2 separate regions of the Homo sapiens genome follow, and region 2 is linked to region 1. The links are chromatin loops, found by intact Hi-C in ENCODE. Cell type or tissue: CD4-positive, alpha-beta T cell. All regions are shown on one strand.

What was found. A loop is a pair of places that touch in the nucleus more often than their neighbours do. Peaks named below come from ENCODE experiments on the same cell type or tissue, not always from the same donor. Only the 100,000 strongest peaks of a DNase experiment are listed, where the experiment ranks them.
Region 2: it touches region 1 in a loop (4-fold over the local background); 14 of 110 quality-filtered maps call a loop at or near these places.

Annotation. Positions count from the first base shown.
Region 1 is chrY:13,699,853-13,707,852 of GRCh38, reverse strand. It overlaps TMSB4Y (thymosin beta 4 Y-linked), which reads right to left and starts at 3,954. Exons shown (of 2, transcript NM_004202.3): 1 at 3,418-3,954; 2 at 1,829-2,628. The coding sequence starts at 3,517. The coding sequence ends at 2,594. In CD4-positive, alpha-beta T cell, no CTCF peak of the experiment used is centred here; DNase peaks (open chromatin) are centred at 3,582 and 4,052; H3K4me3 peaks cover 2,191 bases; H3K27ac peaks cover 1,615 bases.
Region 2 is chrY:13,475,883-13,483,882 of GRCh38, reverse strand. UTY (ubiquitously transcribed tetratricopeptide repeat containing, Y-linked) reads left to right here and starts at 3,850. Exons shown (of 30, transcript NM_001258249.2): 1 at 3,850-4,369; 2 at 4,566-4,629. The coding sequence starts at 4,218. MIR12120 (microRNA 12120) reads right to left here and starts at 4,706; the gene lies at 4,617-4,706. In CD4-positive, alpha-beta T cell, no CTCF peak of the experiment used is centred here; DNase peaks (open chromatin) are centred at 3,822, 4,322 and 5,332; H3K4me3 peaks cover 3,523 bases; H3K27ac peaks cover 2,806 bases.

The DNA.
Region 1 (8,000 bases):
TCTAAATTGGGACATTATCATGAGGTGTTCATGTAGCTAAAGGATATCAGCAACTTAAAAGCTCAATATGGTAATGAAGAAAGACATAATTTCCTGTTTGATAATAATGTGACAGGAATAGCTCTAATGCCTTCAGTGGATCACAACCATAACTTGCTCCTCTAGCCAAGGTTCAAAATTGTAAAATCCTACAAAAAAGTGACCAAATTATCCACGTGGTTTTATTATTTTTCTAAGTTCTTTGAAGGACTTTAACATGTGAGCTACTGTTTTTGCCCACAACAATCCCACAAGACTAACACAAGAATGGCAAGAATTTACCAGGAAAGTGTTCTTCAAAAAATACAACATCTACATAACAAAGTCTTAGTAAAAGATTTTAAAATGGCATCCATCCATTCCACTCACTTCTAGATCTGGAGCATTCCTCAGAATTCTTGGAAGATATCAGACAACAGTTATAATGTCCAATTTGTGTATGCTCATAAAATATTTTACTGCAATGCAAGTCATCAGTTGGTTTCCATCAGAATTCATTGACCATTGAGCTTTGGAGAAATCTGGATATAATAATTTTAGATACCTTTATAAAAACATTCAGCTGGGTGCAGTGACTCAAGCCTGTAATCCCAGCACTTTGGGAGGCCAAGGCGGGTGGATCACCTGAGGTCAAGAGTTCGAGACCAGCCTGGCCAACATGGAGAAATACCATCTCTACTAAAAATACAAAAATTAGCTGTGCTTCGTGGTTGAGCGCCTGTAGTCCCAGCTATGCAGGAGGCTGAAGCAAGAGAATAGTTTGAACAGGTAGACGGAGCTTGGAATGAGCCAAGATCGCACCACTGCACTCCAGCCTGGGTGACAGAGCAAGACTCCATCTCACAAAAATAAATAACTAAAATAAATATAAAAACGTTCATAATCAGATTTAGAGGAAAAGGACATCTTCTAGCTGATGAAGGAAACACAATGTAAGATACTATCTTTTTAGTTAAGGCTGTATTTCTTATGGCATATAAAAATAGCTGGCATGGGCCAGGCAAAGTGGCTCAGGCCTGTAATCCCAGCACTTTGGGTGGCCAAGGCAGGTGGATCACCTGAGGTCAGGAGTTCAAGACCAGTCTAGCCAAGGTGGTGAAACCCTCTCTCTACTAAAAATACAAAAATTAGCCCAGCATGGTGGTGCAGCCTGTAATCCCAGTTACTCAGGAGGCTGAAGCAGGAGAATTGCTTGAACCGGGAGGCGGAGGTTGCAGTGAGCCGAGATCGCATCACTAGACTCTAGCCCAAGCGACAGAGCAAAACTCCGTCTCAAAAAAAAGACACCTGTCATGTTGGAGGCACTCAATAAATACTGGCTGAATGAACTAATGATCTAATGCTCTGGACTAATAATATATAATAGTATATAATTGACTATACGTATTGATTCAAATCAGCACAATCAAAAACAGTGGCAAATTCCTGTGTAAATACATTTTAAAAATATATTTAATATTGTACTATTTCACATGATATGCATGTGTTCAAAGGGACCTCAAAAGAAGCATGTTTAATAACTCTCCAACAACTACGGGGGCAAAGTGTATATTAAAGCCATCATGTATGTCCATTACTATGTGAGGCACTTTGGGAAATAGAAGGAAGAGTACACAGTGCATGCCCACAATGAAGAGTGCACGCGCACAGTGCATGCATGAACCCTGCCCACCGGTCTCAGAAGCCAGGAGTAGGGATAGCCCAAGCATGTCAATGTGACCACAGATAAAACGTTACATAAAAAGCTAAGGAAAATATAAACCAAGTAAATACAGGTCTTAGAAGCATATTTTCTTCTTAGCTTACTTTATTGCACACTTACGTCTTAAGTTTGTAATTAAGTCCCTTCTCACTACATGCAACAATATAGCTGAACTCTAAATTAGTGCTTATTAGTTGTAGATTACAGTATAAGCCAGTTTTGAAAACATAATCTAAAGGTAATCTCAATTAGCCAAAAAAAATCATCTCCCAATTAGCTAGAATAAAGAAGGTATTTTACATATCCAGGTAAAACATATTTCATACTGTAACATAATTTATTCAAATCGTCAGCTTTTAAGTTATTCTTTGCCTGTGAGGCCAAGGGGCACGCCACTTTGCAAACGTTTAAATGGTGAATAAAACACTCTTTCCAATCAACAAGCAATCTCACAAGCAGTGGTTTAAAAATGTCTTTTTTAAATAAAAACTGTGCATTCCAAAAATTAAAATCTTTCAAACAACAACAAAAATGGCACGCTGATTAAACTTCATTTTAGATTCTGCAGGACACTTGGCCCAACTTGGTTTTACTCTAGATTTCACTGCCCTCCCACTCCGCTAAGTCTTTCACCAACATTCAAGCTATTTTCCTTCCCTGCCAGCCAGACAGGCGATGGGAGAAGCAGGCGTGGCCTCCATTGTCAGCAGGTCTTTGATGTCAAAAGGGCAGCATAGTCCTTTCAAACTCATCCAACGTGTTTGCATCTAACCAAGTTAAACAAGTAAAAGAAGTAAAATAAGAAAGCAATGCTTGTAGAATGTACAGTAGATATTGGTGGCACATGCCTGTTTAAGATTCGCCTGCTTGCCTCTCCTGTTCGATAGCTGCGACCAGAAAAAAACAGAAAAGGAAAAAGATGGAGTGGGATGATTAAGGGGTTTCAGTACAGCCTAATATGGATGGGATGATTAAGGGGTTTCAGTACAGCCTAATATGGAATTAAGGGGCTTTCATTTGCAACATCTTGTCATATCCTAAACGTTCTGCAAGTGTACCTAGCTAGGCATGTCATAATCAAATAAAAAATGTATATTGAGTATATTAAATAGCCGTACATTTTCAGTGATAAATGTGTTTGTATATTATTATAGCGCATTAAATATTGCATTATTAAATTAATGAACCCTGTGTTCATGCAACCTTCCCCCTTAAGGATCGCCCTATTGTTTTGTTTGTTTTTGTTTTGGTTGAGATGAAGTCTCCCTCTGTCACCCATACTAGAGTGCAGTGGCAGGATCTGGGCTCACTGCAACTTCCCCTCCCAGGTTCAAGCAATGCTTCTGCCTCAGCCTCCCAAGTAACTGGGATTACAGGCGCCCTCCAGCAAACCAAGTTAATTTTGTATTTTTTGTAGAGACGAGGTTTCCTCAGGCTGGTTTCGAACTCCTGACCTCAGGTGATCCCCGCCTTGGTCTTCCGAAGTGTTGGGATTACTGCACTAAAAGTTATCTGATTTTTAATTAACCTTTGCAAGCCACATTCACCAACTATCTGCTCCTTGAGCGCCCTCCCCTGCCTCCCGAATTCTTCCCGTGGCAGCTCCCAGTCTCCCGCCCTCCCACCGCCCGCTCGCATTCCAGCCTTTCTAAAGATGGGGGAGGATCGGAGCTTACTTTCTTTGGAAGACAATGGATTCTTCTCTTGCGTTTCTGTCTTCTTCAGTTTCGACTTATCGAATTTCTCGATCTCAGCCATACCAGGTTTGTCAGACATGGCTGCGGAGGAAGCCGTAGGGAGCAATCCAAAGTGAGCGTGAGAAACAGCCACCTGTCCGGGTCTCTGTACTGGGAACTGTGCTTCTGCCCTCCGACCCGCAACCTGAGAAAGCCCTTCTCGCCCTCCGTCCCCTGCTGTTTCGCGCTCATGAGCTTCCTCTTTCCACAGAAAAAGAGGCGACACCTTTCCTCAAATATTTGAAAACGCAGGGGACCAAAGAGGACAGATCCCTCTCAAAGTGGAATGTTCCGGAATAAAGGAATTTGACCCCTGTGAACTGTTAATTACAGCGTTTAAAATTAAAGGCTGGCTTGGAAGAGAATAGGAAAGCCACTTCCGCGTTCAAGTGGTTAAAATCGGGCAAGAATTCCTAAAATGGAGCCCAGGTCGCAAAAGCACTTCCATTTTGTAGCCACGGCCTCTCTGCAAACAACGCAGGCCTGGTCCTGCGCCCGCTTTCTAGTCTTCTCACGTAGGCGGAGGCTGCAGCTGGAGCTTGCGACAACCGCCCTACCAGCTTCCTCGCCCGCGCCACACTGCAGCCCAGCACACAAAGCGCGGCCCGGAAGCTAGTCCTGCCGGCGCTCTCGGCATTTCGGCATCCCTAGCACACATGCCTCTGCAAGAAGGGCTGTGAAAATGTCACAGCGCAGCGCCGCCGCTGCCAGGCTGCACAGATGCAGCCCGCAGAGCCGTCTGAGGCTGGGAGACGGCTCGGGGCTCGGGAGATGAGTGAGCCTCAGAACAAAGGATCTGTCTGTTCCCACATCTCAGCCTCCAAGACAACGCACAATACCTTTGAGAGCAAACACTAAGAAATTTTTTTTTTTTTTTTTTTTTTTTTTTTTTTTTTTTTTTTTTTTTTTTTTTTTTTTTGAGACGGAGACTCGCTCTGTCGCCCAGGCTGGAGTGCAGTGGCGGGATTTCGGCTCACTGCAAGCTCCGCCTCCCGGGTTCACGCCATTCTCCTGCCTCAGCCTCCCAAGTAGCTGGGACTACAGGCGCCCGCCACTACGCCCGGCTAATTTTTTGTATTTTTAGTAGAGACGGGGTTTCACCGTTTTAGCCGGGATGGTCTTCATCTCCTGACCTCGTGATCCGCCCGCCTCGGCACACTAAGAAATTTTAACACGAACCCTCCGAGCGGCAGTACATAAACGCCGGTTTATTTGCTTTGTTCTTAAATCATCGATTTCCCCACCGCATTACCCAGCATCTAGGGTGTTTCGCATCCCCACCTCCCCAAGGCAGCTTTCCCGGGGATAATCACTCGGCTTGGCTTTAGGGGATGTCTTCACAGGGACGCGAATAATGAAGGGGCAAGCGCGGCATGAAGGGGAGGGTAGAAGGAGTAAGGATGCAGGGGCCCTGGGGCTTACCTAAGCCAGGCGCGTAAGGGAGTGAAATCTAGTCTACACAGTGTCCACCGCGGAGTTGCCAGGACGGGATGGGCAGGCGCTACTTTATAGCCCTCCTATGTAAATGAGTTGATGTCACCCACAGGCCCGCTTAAGTCTTTCGCTCCACGTCTCGGAAGGGCGTCTGAAAGCTGCCGGGCGGTTGGGGAGCCCCAACGCCACCCTAGGTGCACCATTGCCCCCTAACCACAACGATGGCGAAAGATAAAATGAGCAAAGCACCTTCCAACACTTCCTTCAAAACGCATTTTCCCCTTTTACAACAGGAGCGTAAAAATTGCTCTTGCGGACTGGTGCATATTATTTAAGGGTCGGAGTAATACCTAGGGTAACAGGCATTGTTTTACTGAGAAACTGGCTTTACCTACTGAGGACATACGCACGCAAAGGCGCGGTGTCCCTCCCTGGAGTGCCTGGTCAGCTACAGGGATATCATTCCTGTGACTCAGCTTTCAGACCAGTGGAGGCCTATGCGCCCCACCCCGGACCTCTTCCTCACTGGCGTTCCTCTTGCCTTTGGCAGAAGGTAAAGCAACCCTCAGTGATTTTAAAAGAGAAACTTTCAGCCTTGTAACATCCATATTGTTTCATTAGCATAATTTTTGTAGGCACTCAACAGTAATATTGAGTGTAGGGTAATATTGTACTCTACACTCTGGGTGTAGAGTAATTTGTCTGGAGTTTATAGCTCCCTCTTAGCAAAATAAGTCAATTTGAAGCTCTGCCATTGACTTACTGCCTGACAATGAGGAAATTCTTTTCCTTCTTGTTTTTTATATTCATAAATTGTCAGAGTGATTGCTAAGAAGGACTGTGTTGAATTCCAAAGACTATAGTCCCATTACCTCTAACATCATAAGATAAAATTCAAAAATCAAACTATATTTTTAAGGGAGTGCTTCCAGCACTAGGACATCTCCGAAGTGCAACTGCATCTGGAAATATAAAAGATTTGGGTAGAGGGAAGCACTTTTCAAAATGACACCTGACTGTGAATTCCAGTGACCCACTTGCTAATGGAAATTAGTTACAAATACCATGTCCTGCGCCTGCAAATGGCGTGTGAAAGGAAGACCCGCCGGTTACAAAGAGGCCTAACTGTGATTATTTCTGAGACAAGGCAGTGTGTAAAATATTTCTTTTTTTCTGTAACCTGAGCAAATGTTTTTTAGAAATCCGTTGCTAATTATTTTGATGGCACAGGTTTTTGTGTCGCTGGGGATTAGAGTCACAGACTTCCCCGTTTCTTCAATTGCTTGACTTCCTTTTTCCTAGGGAGGAAGAAGGTGGGGATGAGCAGAGGCAGGTGCCATCTGGTTCCCTAGGTAATGTTCTGCTGGGTGGCTGCCTTCTTGCCCTCCGAATGGGGCACAGGACCTGTTCGTGCGTGCACCGAATGTCACCTGTCTGGTAACAGTCCCCCTTCCCTGTTCCATGTTGGGAGTCCACTTCATCGTTGAAACAGAAAAGATCTTGCAGGGTGGCTTTTCGCCCGTTCAGCCTGCAGCTGCCGTTGTACCTACACCGTTCCCGCAGATTCTGCGATTCCATTTCCCCTCACCCAGCTGCTGTAGAAAGTCATTTATTTCCTCCCCATGTCTCCTGATGACAAAGGAGTGCCACTACCTTCTTGTGGCCTCTTCTCCCAAAGGCTTTTCTCAGAAAGGGTTAGGCCTCACTGAATCAATTCCCTAAAGGAGACGGTCGAATGCAAACTTGGAAACGTCTGGAGAAGTTTTCCAGTGCGGTAGCAAGCAGCTTTCCACTGTGCGGAGACACCGATAGGCAGGTGGGAACAAAGAGAAGAGAGAGAGGTGACCTGCTTAAAAGAAAAGAGTTCCCTTGATTGGGCTTGACCTGCCAACTGGTCAGGAAACCTACAGAGAATGGAAAGGGAAGGGTTGTTCAGATACAAGGAAGTGCAAACCAAAGGAATATTTTTAAAAGTTACATGACTGGCCATGTGAATGAATCTTTTTGTGCTAGAGTTTTCTCATCTATAAAATGGGTTCATTGCAGTACCGACCTCACAGATTGGGAGGATTAAATGCTCTGGAGTGCATGACAATTAGTAAGCTCATTGCACTGTTAGTATTATTAGGATGGAAGGTTGGGGACAAAATAATAAAGTAACTGTTTTACTGTTTAGAATAAATTAAACATTTTAGATGTCTTGATATTATGATTTGTCTTATAAAGTACCAGTAAAAATCAGGTCTTTTGTTAGTTTTACAGTGAATAAAATATACGAGTTCCTATTGGTTGACACCTTCTAAAAGTCAAGTTTTGTGAGTTTTACAATTTTTTTCATTTCATTTCTACTGCCTCTCCATAAAGAGAGGTTTATAGATGACAAAACTGAGGCCTAAAGAACCCTTATGTAGGTAACAGAGTTATGAGTTATGGCTTTCTATAACAAAGTACTGAGATAACCCCGTTATATATACTAAAGGGCACATAAAAGTTCTCACGTTTATTTCCCTATTCTGTGCCTGAGAATCACCAGGAACACTGTAAGAAGAGGAGGCTGTTTTGCTTTCCACAATGTCTGGAGGATAGTAGTTGCTCAATGAACAGTTCTCACACTTCATTAAATTGACTTTCTTAAGTGACGGAGCTACTTTAGACTCTAATCAGCTTATTTTCTTCTGCAGATAATTAAATCCATTTAGTATTACTATTCTAGATTTTAGAGAAAATTCTTGTCCCAAGGAAAATAACACGTATAAGTCAGTTAGAATATGCTGAGCACAATCACCATTAAGAGAGGAGTTTTCAATCCCAATTTGGAAGACAGGCAGAGATAGTGCAAAAGGCCCTTAGTAACTCCAGGTTGCGTGGTGCACTCCGGACTGAGGGCTCTCCAATGTAAGCTGAATAAAAAACACTTTAGCCTGAACTTCTTCCTCATCTCATTGGCCACAGTGCCTACTGAAATCTAAGTTCATGAAAATTAAATAGGTTAAAAATTAACCTATTTAATTTGCTGTAGAGAACTTACCAGAAGAAAAGGAGAAGAAAGAGGAGGAGAAACAGAAGAACAACAACAACAACCTTGCTTG
Region 2 (8,000 bases), 220 kb after region 1:
AAAAGTTAGCCGGGTGCAGTGGTGGGCACCTGTAGTCCCAGCTACTTGGGAGGCTGAGGCAGGAGAAAGGCATGAACCCGGGAGGCGGGGCTTGCAGTGAGCTGAGATCACGCCACTGCACTCTGGGCAACAGAGACTCCATCTCAAAAAAAAAGTCAGGAAACAACAGATACTTGCAAGTACATGGAGAAACAGGAATGCTTTTATGCTGTTGGTGGAAGTGTAAATTATTTCAACCATTGTAGAAGACAGTGTGGCAACTCCTCAGGTATCTCGAACCAAAAATACTATCTGACCCAGCAATCCTATTACTGGGTATACACCCAAAGGATTATAAATTATTCTACTATAAAGACACATGCCCATGTATGTGTACTGCAGCACTATTTACAATAGCAAAGACTTGGAACCAACCCAAATGCCTATCAATGATAGACTGGATAAACAAAATCCAGCATATACATAACATAGAATTCTATGCAGCCATAAAAAAAGAATGAGTTAATATCCTTTGCAGGGACATGAATGAAGCCAGAAGCCATGATTCTCAGCAAACTAACACAGGAATAGAAAACCAAACACCACATATTCTCACTCATAATTGGGAATTGAACAATGAGAACAGACGGACACAGGGAGGGGAACATCACACACTTGGGCCCTATCGGGGGTGGGGTTCAAGGGGAAGGAGAACATTAGAACAAATACCTAATGAATGAAGAGCTTAAAATCTAGATGACAGGTTGATTGGTGCAGGAAACTACCATGGCACATATATACCTGTGTAACAAACCTGCACGTTCTGCACATGTATCCCAGAACTTAAAGTATAATAAATAAATAAATTTAAAAAATAAGCTACATGCATTCACATATATCAGGTTAAATGGTTATATCCTCTAATTTTCCGATAATTAATGCTCATTTTTGTTACTTCTTCTTTTGCTATACCACCCTACCTTCCATGTGTTGTTATACTAAATTTTTTTTTAAAAATAATATAAAGTCATTAGTCTAGTCTCTTCAGGGAATAACCTAAATCTGAATGCTTTATACCCATTTCACATACATGTGACAAATTATACACTACAAAGGGTACAAATAATAAGCCTTTTATCAGTATACATATTTTTGTATCTTTTGTAGTTACATTTTATAAACCAGGTAAGATCCAAAAAGTTACATAGAATGTAAGGCCTTAATGTTATATACTGTCTGATTTATAATCTGCCAAATGTACATGAAGGTATGAGGATGGATGCAGCTTTGTATTTACATTCGATATATAATGTTGGGTTAGAGATTAGCTAATTTTTCCAAGGTACAGCCTGTACAGAGCCAGAATTCAAATTCATTCTTTACTGCAATTTCTGTCCCACCTCTATGTTGCTCTATCACTTTGTAATAATTACCTGCCTCAAGTGAGACAGGTAGGCCTTATTCCTGGAAAAGGCCATATTCTACATTATTTGAATGTCTGCTTGTGCAAATGTATGCATATTATCAAAAACCTCTTGGTGTGATGGCCACCACTATGACAATTAATATACTTACTAATATACTTATGACAATTAATATAACATTTTCAATAGTACAGCTACTGAAAATATTCTGTGGTGTAGCGATTCAACTGAAATGGAATGAGTAAAGAACATGATAGACTATAATCTATAAAATCAGAGTTAGTTGTTAGTTTCAAAATAACAATGAAAACACGTGTTACTGAGCAAAATCAGCTGGGATTTCCAAAACTCTCACTAGTGTTATAGTTTTTTGTCTGGAAGTTCTAAACTGTCCTCTCATTTAAACATCAAAGTTTAAATATATAATACCTATTTTTGGAGGAGGCAAATCTATTACTTAAAAAAAGATACCATTTCTTCACTTATAAAGGAACATTTCCCCTAATGCCATTAATAATTAACATTTTTGTAATATCTAATATCTGGAGGTATAACCAGTAAACTATTTGATACATGGAATATTATGCAATTTGTCTTTTGAAAACAGTAATCAACAGAGGCGTTTAATATATATGAGACTTTTTATAGATTCTTTACATAGAAAAATATACACAATTCCTCAACATACATATGCCATATAATATGAGAAAAAAAAATTAATCTTGGGATCCCAAAATCACTAAGTAACGGAAAAGTCAAGCTGGGAACTATGTCACTAAACTTGCCTCCCATTTTATTCCTAAATAAGATACGTACAAAGATAAGAAGCTACATACGTTCCTCACAACGTGCCCACAAGGAAATTCCTTGTGGACAAAGGACAGACCCAACTCAAAGTTATCCCTGTGAGGCGCACAAGAGACAACTGCATATCTGATTGCTTCCTCTGCCTTATTATTTATTTATGTAAAAATACAGAGTTACTAGCCGGACTAAATTCTGTATTCAGTAGGAGGCTGATCAAGGACTCAAAAGCATGCAAACTCTTGTCTCTTATCTACATTTTTTTTTTTTTTTTTTTTTTTGAGACGGAGTTTTGCTCTTGTTGCCCAGGCTGGAATGCAATGGTGCCATCTCGGCTCACCGCAACCTCCGCCTCTTGGGTTCAAGCGATTCGCCTGCCTCAGTCTTCAGAGTAGCTGAGATTACAGGCATGCGCCACCATGCTCTGTTAATTTTGTATTTTTAGTAGAGACGGGGTTTTTCCATGTTGGTGACGCTGGTCTGAAACTCCCAACGTTAGGTCATCTGCCCGCCTCGGCCTCCCAAAGTGCTGGGATTACTGGCGTAAACCACAGCGCCCGACCTGTCTCTTATCTATTTCTAACATGGAAGCCCCCGCTTCGAGCTGTCCCTCTTACCTGACCGAACCAATCATGTTTCCCTAAAACGTACAAAAGCAAGCTGTGCCCTGACCACCTTGGGCAAATGTATCATGGGTAAGTCTTGCAAAATAAACTTTTTAAATTGACTAAGACCTCTCTCAGATATTTGGGGTTCAGAAATAAATTCTTTTACCTATTATTTATAATTTTGGTTACAATTGAGAAAGTAAGAAAAAAGTGGTGTTTTTTTCTTTTCTAAGGGTTACTGCATCTTGAAAGTGTGATGAAGGTCTTAATTATTGTTCTTATAATTCCTGTCCACAGAAGCTCCTACTCTTACTGAGACCTCACGGAATTATCATTATCACAATAGAAATAAACATTTTGGGTTTGTGGAGTAACTTTTTTTTTTTTTTTTTTTTTTGCTCATCGTTTGTTGTTTAGATAATATCATGAACTGATAAATGCAGTTGCCACGTTGATTCCCTAGGGCCTGGCTTACCGACTGAGGTCATAAGATATTATGCCTTCTCTTTAGACTTGGTCAGTGGAGAGGAAATGGGCAAAGAACCAGCCTATGGAGGTGACAAGGCCTTAGGGCCAAAAGTCTTGAGGGTGAAGGTTTAGGGCCTGCGCAGCTTCCCTGCCATGCCCCGCAAGGTCTCGCATTCGCAAGGCTTGTGACAGTGGGAGCCTCATTACGGACTCTCCTAAAGTCCATGGTGTCCTCTTTTCGCATTTGCGCCCCGTGGGTGATGCCCGATGCCGCCCTTCCCATCGCTCTCTTCCCCTTCAAGCGTATCGCAACTGCAAAAACACCCAGCACAGACACTCCATTTTCTATCTTAATGCATTTAACTAGCACAACCTACAGGTTGTTCCATCCCAGAGACTACCCTTTTCTCCATAGACGTGACCATCAACCAACCAGCGGTCAGAATCAGTCAGCCTCTGTCATGTTCCTAGGTCCTTGGCGAACTGGCTGGGCGGGGTCCCAGCAGCCTAGGAGTACAGTGGAGCAATGCCTGACGTAAGTCAACAAAGATCACGTGAGACGAATCAGTCGCCTAGATTGGCTACAACTAAGTGGTTGGGAGCGGGGAGGTCGCGGCGGCTGCGTGGGGTTCGCCCGTGACACAATTACAACTTTGTGCTGGTGCTGGCAAAGTTTGTGATTTTAAGAAATTCTGCTGTGCTCTCCAGCACTGCGAGCTTCTGCCTTCCCTGTAGTTTCCCAGATGTGATCCAGGTAGCCGAGTTCCGCTGCCCGTGCTTCGGTAGCTTAAGTCTTTGCCTCAGCTTTTTTCCTTGCAGCCGCTGAGGAGGCGATAAAATTGGCGTCACAGTCTCAAGCAGCGATTGAAGGCGTCTTTTCAACTACTCGATTAAGGTTGGGTATCGTCGTGGGACTTGGAAATTTGTTGTTTCCATGAAATCCTGCGCAGTGTCGCTCACTACCGCCGCTGTTGCCTTCGGTGATGAGGCAAAGAAAATGGCGGAAGGAAAAGCGAGCCGCGAGAGTGAAGAGGAGTCTGTTAGCCTGACAGTCGAGGAAAGGGAGGCGCTTGGTGGCATGGACAGGTACGCACCTCCATCACCCGCCTGGTTGGCTGGCGATACTCTCCGGGAAGGCCTGGACGCAGCTTGCCCACGTTGATGACGGGGTCATCCTCAGCTTGGCACTCACCAATCTGTCGCTGTCGCTCTTGGACTCGGGAAGGAGCAAGTCACTGGCTTTCTCAGACCATTAACAAGCTCTGTGTCTCTCTCTCTACAGCCGTCTCTTCGGGTTCGTGAGGCTTCATGAAGATGGCGCCAGAACGAAGACCCTACTAGGCAAGGTAAAAGCAACCAGACGCAAAGTCTTTGGTCCGCACTTTGCTCTACCAAGGCCCCGCGTTCCTTACCGCCCAGCCAGTATTTATTTTGGCTCTGCTCCATGGCCAAGGGGTCGGAAAAGTGTTTCTTGCCTTTGCTGTCCCCGTACTCTGGAATACTTCGCCCCTTGCTCCAGACTCCCTTCTACTCTGAGGAAAAAAAAAATCGGACGCTTTGGGACCGGGCTAAACCGGGTCTACACCACATGCCTGTTACTTTAGGGCCTTTTGTTCCTGAATTTTAGCGTCACAAATAGTGAATGTGTACAGTTTTCAAAATTCATAACTTCCTGCTTCTTCCCCTCGCCTTTTGGTATTTGGCTCTTGGTGTCTAATTTTAAACATTTTTTTGCCTTTTTAAAAAAAATATCCCTGGTGTCCTAAGTGTAAGTAGCAAGTAAGTTACAGCGGTGAAGAGTTTGCAGTAGATATTTGACCTATAAACTGATGCGTGTATGTTTAGCCTGAAGTTTAGTGATTTGTTGACTTTTTTAGGATGCACAGTGCTGCAAATGTGATTTCATGAATGTGTGTGCTTTTTCCATTCAGGAACCTTGTTTCTTAGGTGTCATGCTCACAGTGGGAAGAATTTGTTGTTTGTGTGAAAAGTTGGCACTGTCGTTTAGTTAATGGCTGCTCCTATCAGCCAAGATGGCGGGTAAAAAGGGGGAGGAGCAATAAAGGGGGAAGCTTGGGAAGAGGGTGGAGGTATTAACCCGGAAACCTTAGCAAGGAATAGACCGTAAAGAGCGCTGACGTAGCTTCATGTTGCTTATTAAAAATTATTATTATTTAAAAGTAGAATTCTTGCGTTATCTCCAACATTGACAGCAGCATTTTTAAACCTATATGTGCTTATTAATTGCAGCATGTTTAGTTACTCCCACGTGAATTGTTGCGTAACTTGGCCCTGGAATATTCCTGTGTGTATCGTTTTTTACCCTCTCACCAAAATCTTGTTAAAGTATTTGTATGTTGTCAATTGGTCCCGTGAAATAAGAACGGTACAACAATCGCGCCATCTTTTAGATGCTGAAGCCAGTAGTTAAGAATTTCAGTTTATTATTGTATTTGACAAGGAAATACTAATTATTTTCTCAGGATGAACATTTTACTTACCAAGACGTTTTACTTTGTAGTTTAATTCAGTACAGACGCTGAGTTCTTTTACCTATAATCTCCTTTGTATGTTTGTTTTGGGGGCAAATACTGATCAGAAAACTAAAATGTAATATATATATGTATGTATAATGTGTATATATATAGTTAGTAAATCCACTTTATTTGACTGATAAATGAAACATGAGTTAAACTTTGATTATGCAAGTGAAAATAGCTTTATGAAAAACATGTTATAGTATCAATGATACGATTTAAGCAACAGTGACTCGATCTGCCTTAATGTTTAAAATAGTTATGATAATGAAATAAAAGTAATTTGATGTTTTCTGGGATAATGTGGGAAAATACTGGTTGAGAACTTTAAATCTTCATATGCTGGAGTTAGGATAAATTCTCAGTGGGTTGTGGTTAACATTTTAGTTTGGAATGAACTTTTCAGATAGACAATATGGGGTTTAAATTTTAAGGAATTTTTTTTTCACATATTGATCCTTTCCAATTTTGATTACAGTAACATTTTAAATATGAGAAAGTGGTTTCATTATGTTTGGGGAGAACTGTAGCTTCATAAAACACTGAGTAATGCCGTATATTAAACTGCAGTGACTTTTTTGAAATGAAAAAAATATTAACTCAATTTCACTTCATTTGGCTCAGGATTCTGAAGGCTGGGAAGTCCAGGATCAAGGGGCTGCGTTTCATGAGGGCTTTAGTGCTGCATCATTCTTTGGAGAAGGTGGAAGGGCAAGAAAGTATATCACAGTGCAAGAGATGGGGGATGCCTAACTCTCTGTAATGAACCTATCCTCACTATGACATTAACCCATCCATGAGAGCAGCCTGCTTATGATGTTGTCAAATCTTAAAGACATCATTTCACAACACTGTTGCATTGAGGATTATGTTTTCAATGCATGAACTTTGGGGGACATATTCAAACCATAGTACCTGTTCTCCAAGACAAATTATTCTACAGTATGTATAATAAAGTATTTTTTCCCTTTCTCACAGAGCTTTGCATATATCACTGTTTTTTAAAAAAGTTCTTAGAATGATCTATTTCACTGATATTTCAGTTTTTATTCGTATTTATGTTTTCTATGAAAGTTTTATTTATAGATTTTACTAATGTCAGTATTGTTTTACAAGCTTCTAAAGGTTTAAAATATTGTTATAAATATGCTTTTTTCCCTGTCAAGTTTTCTGGACATTGAGGATGCTCTATCCCAACGACTAGTTTCTCTGATTTTTTTTTTTTTTGACCTCATACGTGAACCCGCATATCAAACCATTAGGATGGTTGTAACAATAGATTTCCTTAAAATTCTGTAACTTATGTTTTATAAGATTTTTATTAATTTTTATAAGATTGTCATCTGAATTAGTGTAAATACTTTTCAGCAAAAACTTTTTGGTTGAAGCTTAATAACTTGCTCGTATTTAAATAATACGCAGTTCAATTAAGTGAAAAACAGATTTTAGCAATAGTAACTTTTATTTCATGTTGGAAAACGTTTTAGGTTGATTTTGTTTGTATTATGATAGAGTTTCACTCTGTCAAATAGAATATTACTATTACAGTATGCCTTCAATATAATGCTAGAGGCATTAACAGGAGAAACGCCTATTAAAATGCTTTGAGTGGTTTTTTATACTGTAATATTTGAAAGGTGATATTTAAGATCTTGCGTTATATGCGTTTTGTTTGCTAACCTGTAACCTGTAGAACTTCATTTCCAGTTGTAAAAATAGTGTTTTGAGTTAAAAAAGCAACTATAGAAATAATGTCATGTTTTGTTATTTAGAATTAGGTCTTTAATTTGGTGTATCAGGAACAGTTTGGATGTTGTCTTCCAAACAATTAGAGTTGTTATTGTTTACGTATTACTGGACAAAGTATTAAGTAGGCATTATGTAAGAATGCTAATAGAAAATTTGGGTACAACGTTGGACATACATATCTGAAGCAATTATAGAAAATATTTTGATATCTAGGCACAGTTCCAAACTATGTGATAATAAATGGGCACTTTTCTGGTATTGGTTTACTTTACTTTTTTTTCCCCCGAGATGGAGTTTCACTCTTGTTGCCCTGGCTGGAGTGGAATAGTGCGGTCTCACCTCACTGCAACCTCTGTGTTCTGGGTTCAAGTGATTCTCCTGCCTCAGCCTCCCAAGTAGCTGGGATTACAGGTATCCACCACCATGCTTGG